Regions from separate parts of the Homo sapiens genome. Here region 1 is linked to region 2. Evidence: chromatin loops called from intact Hi-C (ENCODE). Cell type or tissue: dorsolateral prefrontal cortex. All regions are shown on one strand.

Region 1 (2,500 bases), 210 kb after region 2:
AGCATGATAATAACACAAGGAATACCACTGGCATAAGGAGAACAGGCCAACAGGGAACATGACAATAATGAAACTGGGAAGATGCAAGCAAAGCCTTGTGATGTTTTAATTCACGATGCACTCCTGACTCTATCCTGTTGTTCTTTGAGTGAAGAAAAACACAAGCCCCCTGCCAAATACCACTGTATCTGGAATACCCTGGAGTGCCAAGTCTGGACATTCCTGCTAATATAAGATCTAGTGAAGAACATTAACTACCCTAGAAGCAGTTCAAAATAAAATTAAATAGAAGACAAGGATGCTTATAAGCAACCCTCTTGCTCGTACTTTTGCATACTGTAGGAGCAGACTAAAGGGAACACAAACTGAACTGAATGAGAATGAATTTTAAACACAATTCCAAGTAAAAATCATTTTGCCCCGTATCTAACTCATTTAAGGGGACTGGCTTCCTCATTCAACTGACATCAAATCAAGCACTCTTCCACAGGTCACACGTTTAATCCTATGTGCATAAAAGATAAACAGTGGCACTGTCACAACTTGCAGAGAACTATGCAAAAGCAATGTCTATCTGACAGCTATGAAATTTGACAGCATGGACGGCCCAGCTTAAAAAGTAGACTAAAGTGTAAAACTATATCTCTAATTAAATTGGATCCTTTTGTATGAAATTCAACAAATGTGCATAGTATAATTTTCCTAAAATAATACTGTCCAAAAGTGAATAGAAGCCATCTCCAAAATGGAAGTAGATGAGGCTTGTGGATGGGCATTCAAACTAATTCATGTCGGACCAGGCTGTTGATTTAGATTAGGAGGGTAGCTCATGTTAGTTGCAACTAATTAAGAACCTTACTTAGGTTCTTAGGTTCTTGAAGTTTCACATTATCTTACTAAACATGGATTATTTTACAGGTACTTTAGATAATGCATCCCAATTTAGTCTTCTACAATCCTTGCGGCAAAACAATGAAAAAGGTCTTGCTATTATTATTAAAGTGTAGTCAATAGAGCTACAGAAAATACACAGGAATTTATTCTGGCTTATTGAGAATTTGTAGGATAAGAGATAATTGATCATGGAGTCAAAATACTGAAACACTGACAATCGGTTTTTGAGGCTCAGAAAATAATACTCCCAAGTATGGCACTTTAGCATAATGAGCACTTTGTTGTTGCTTTTTGTTTTTTTCTGAGACTGTGTCTTGCTCTGTCGCCCAGGCTGGAGTGCAAGGCCACAAACACAGCTCACTGCAGCCTCGACTTCCTGGCCATAAAGAAATTATCTGACCTGTCTTGTCCGATAGCAGATCATAAAACCCTCATTCCAGAATGGGTCCTGCCCTATAACAGAGAGGAAGGAATGCTACACAGAGGTCAAGAATAATTCTGGACAGACAGACCTTGCTGGGTTTCCCACCTCAGTCCATTACTATTAGATCATACTCTTTTTGTTTTTGTTTTGTTTTTTATTTATAGATGGATCACACGCTGTTGCTCAGGCTAGAGCGCAGTGGCACGATCACAGCTAACTGCAGACTCGACCTCCTGGGCTAAAGTGATCCTCCTGCCCTAGCCTCCTGAGTAGCTGGGACTCCAGGCGCATACCACCACACCCAGCTAATTTTTAAATTTTTTGTAGAGACTGGGTCTTGCTATGTTGCCCAAGCTGGTCTCAACCTCCTGGACTCAAGCAATCCTCCCACCTCAGCCTCCCAAAGTGCTGGGATTACAGGCATAAGCCACCATGCCCAGCCAGATCATACCCTTTTTGTCCAATCATATTTCTACACAGCCGTCCATTCTTCATCAAACCTAACCATAAAAATAGACAGTTTTCCCTGAGTTTGGGAGGCTTCACTTCTGAAGACTCCTGTGTCATAAAAAAAACTTTGATTAAATAAAACTGTTATGTTTTTCTCTTGTTAACCTGTCTTTTGTTATGGGAGGGTCAACTATGACCCTTATGGTAGGTGAGGAAAGGTATCACAGAGGTAAGTTAAAAAGAGAACAGATGCTAAATTTAGATCCTGGGGAGTTGGTGGCAGTTGGAAATAAAGAATGTAAAATCGACTTTAGGATGGCAAATTGACTATTTTTCATATGAAAATGATTAAAAATATGAAAGCCTCTATCTTCAGTAAAGTTCTCTTAAGCAGCAAAAAGCCTTAGCATTGCAGCCAGGGAGGCTCACATGGGATGTAGAACAAAGGGCTACATCCCTCCCCAAACTTTACTCTTTCGGAGGAGTAGCAGCACTGCCCTCCTGGGAGTGGCTGAGGGACCCACTCACACATAGCACCACATAAAGCCTCACTTACTACTGGTGCTCTCAACCCCAAAATTTGCAAGGCAAAGTCTGAAAACCTCGGGAAGTTGCTTGATTTTTTTCCTCTTAGATATTAGTTTACAATAAAGTTACATGCTCACACTGACTAGGAGTTGAAAATGGATTACTAAGCTCTTACCCACTGTGTTCTTTCTGCTTCCTGCTTCC
Region 2 (2,500 bases):
TTCGAGACCAGCCTGGCCAACATGGTGAAACCCCGTCTCTACTAAAAAAACAAAAATTAGCCGGGCGTGGTGGCAGGTGCCTGTAATCCTAGCTACTTGGGAGGCTGAGGCAGGAGAATCACACGAACCCAGGAGGCGGAGGTTGCAGTGAGCTGGGATCGCACCATTGCACTCTAGCCTGGGTGACAAGAGCAACACTTCATCTCAAAAAAAAAAAAAAAACAAAAAAACTTTGTCAATTGGAGAGTAAAAAATGACATATCACTGTTTTCATTTGCATGACTGTATGAGTTAGGTTGAACATTTTTTCATATGTTAGCCATTTGTATTTTGTTTTCTATGAATTTGTCATTTTTTTCTAGTAATTCATTTTTTTTCTATTGATTTGAAAGAGTTGTTTAGTTAAGAAATTAACTTGGGGCCAGGCGTGGTGGCTCATGCCTATAATCCCAGCACTTTGGGAGGCTGAGGCGGGTGGATCATGAGGTCAGGAGTTCAAGACCAGCCTGGCCAAGATGGTGAAACCCCGCCTCTACTAAAAATACAAAAATTAGCCGGGCGTGGTGGCAGATGCCTGTAATCCCAGCTATGCGGGAGGCTGAGGCAGAGAATTGCTTGAACCTGGGAGGCAGAGGTTGCAGTGAGCTGAGATTGTGCCACCGCACTCCAGCCTGGGTGACAGAGCGAGACTCTGTCTCAAAAAAAAAAAAAAAAAAAAAAGAAGAAATTAACTTGGGGCTACTTTTAACCTTAAGGGAACTGAGAGAGAATTGAATTTTGAGTGTCTTCCAAGTGCTTGGTATAGTGTTAGGTGTTTACTTAATAGCACCTCTAATCCTCATGCCCCCTGTGAGGAAGTTTTTATTACCTATAGCTCAGAGATACTAAATATTGTCCGTGATCAGAGAACTAGAATATAGGGTACTGAGATCCAAAGCATCTGTACATTTCTTCTCTCTAGACCAGCCAAGCAGTCTGGAAATGTATGACCAATACCAGGCGAGCTTGTCCTGCGAGATCCCAGGTGGGAAGAGGGATCCATTTGATTGCCACTTGGCAGCTTTAGTTCATCTAGCTATTTGGATGACCCTGTCTGAACCCTGGGGTCCCTGCCTTCCTTTTTAAAAACAAGTCTTTGTTGTCTTTTACTGCCAGACTTTGGCTTCTATACCTTGACCTGGAGCTATAGAGACTGGCTCTGTTTAGAACTACTTAGAGAAAAAAGTGGGTTGGTTAGTAGTCTAAATCCATGTCCCACAAGTGTGGCTGGGAGGGACTTTCCCCACACAGCCAGTGTATTCCCTCCCCCAACACAGCCTGCCAGAGCTCGGGGGTCAGGCTGGAGCAGCCTGGGGCTGTCCCAGATGGTTGGCATTTGCCAGCAGTTTTTATACTTCAGCTGCTTCTGATTGCTTGTGTGAAAAATAGAATTTTATAATGTTGATGGCCAAGGAAATATACAAAAGACACGGCCGATCTTGTCAAAGGTTTTGAAGGATTCATGACTCACAGTCTCAGTTTCTAATTGATTTGTTCTGGCTTGGGAGGTACCAAGGATGCCCTCCTTTGGAATATTAGGAATGGGAGAAACCAGCCTCTGGCCTTTGGCAGTTTTTCTCTTCCCCTCTGGGCAAAGCATCTGTCTTTGCATTCCTCTGTCTGATTTTCTTCTCTTGTCTCTATTCCTGGTATGTAGCTCCTTGGTCTCTTTTCTCTCTCACTGTGACTTGGAATCTCACTTTCCTTTCAAAAGGCCAATTCCCCAGGAATCAGCCTCTGTCCAAGAGCTGCCGTGTTTTATTTTATACCATCTGAAGGAAAGCGGAATCAGAGAGCCCCTTACTGACTCTACCCTTCAAATTGTGGGGCTCTTTTTCCTTCCTGAGTGTTTAGGTTGTGCTGTTCCTAGACCTCGGCCATAATACAAGAGAGGATTTGTTTCAAGCAGTGAGCTCTGTAGACAAAAGATTCTTTGCTCTGTGGCAGCTGCAGGAGAAAATGTTGCATTGGCAACATTTTCTATGGACAGTTGTCAAGGGAACCCAAAGTCTGTGGGTGCAGCTGGAGGGAAGTTCAGAGGACAGAGGAATCTTCTCCCAAAGGCTTCTCATCTTTTTGTTTGTTCTTCTCTCCTCAGATGCTGATAGGTCTTGCTGGCTACCTGAGTGGATATGATGGTACCTTTTTGTTCCAGAAGCCTGGGGATAAATATGAGCATCACAGCTACATGGGAATGAGAGGAGTAAGGCTTCCTGACTTGAAATGGACTGACTGAACCCTGGGGCCACACTAAACCAGAAATGTTATAGTTAGCAGCCCTGGCGTGGTGGCAGGTGCAAATAAAGGGACTTTGGGTGGTGAGGAGAGGGGAGGATGATCAGACCCTCCCCTGTGGTGTAGATACTCAGAACTGAGGTGAGGAAGAAGGGAAGAGGAGGCTGCAAATAATACAGAGATGACATAGATAGAAGCAGGCACGCATTGTCACCTGCTGCCCTGC

Evidence for each region. Peaks named below come from ENCODE experiments on the same cell type or tissue, not always from the same donor. Only the 100,000 strongest peaks of a DNase experiment are listed, where the experiment ranks them.
Region 1: it touches region 2 in a loop (5-fold over the local background); 5 of 110 quality-filtered maps call a loop at or near these places.

Annotation. Positions count from the first base shown.
Region 1 is chr14:77,101,064-77,103,563 of GRCh38, reverse strand. All of the region lies in intron 1 of CIPC (CLOCK interacting pacemaker), which reads right to left. Among named protein-coding and RNA genes, the nearest start is that of CIPC, 4.1 kb to the right of the region's middle. RefSeq lists an enhancer at 2,372-2,421. In dorsolateral prefrontal cortex, CTCF peaks have their summits at 865 and 1,066; a DNase peak (open chromatin) is centred at 1,228; H3K4me3 peaks cover 2,187 bases; H3K27ac peaks cover 2,500 bases.
Region 2 is chr14:77,306,079-77,308,578 of GRCh38, reverse strand. It overlaps POMT2 (protein O-mannosyltransferase 2), which reads left to right. Exons shown (of 21, transcript NM_013382.7): 3 at 2,138-2,242. Among named protein-coding and RNA genes, the nearest start is that of POMT2, 14 kb to the left of the region's middle. RefSeq lists a silencer at 1,019-1,313. In dorsolateral prefrontal cortex, no CTCF peak of the experiment used is centred here; DNase peaks (open chromatin) are centred at 1,308 and 2,028; H3K4me3 peaks cover 1,885 bases; H3K27ac peaks cover 2,500 bases.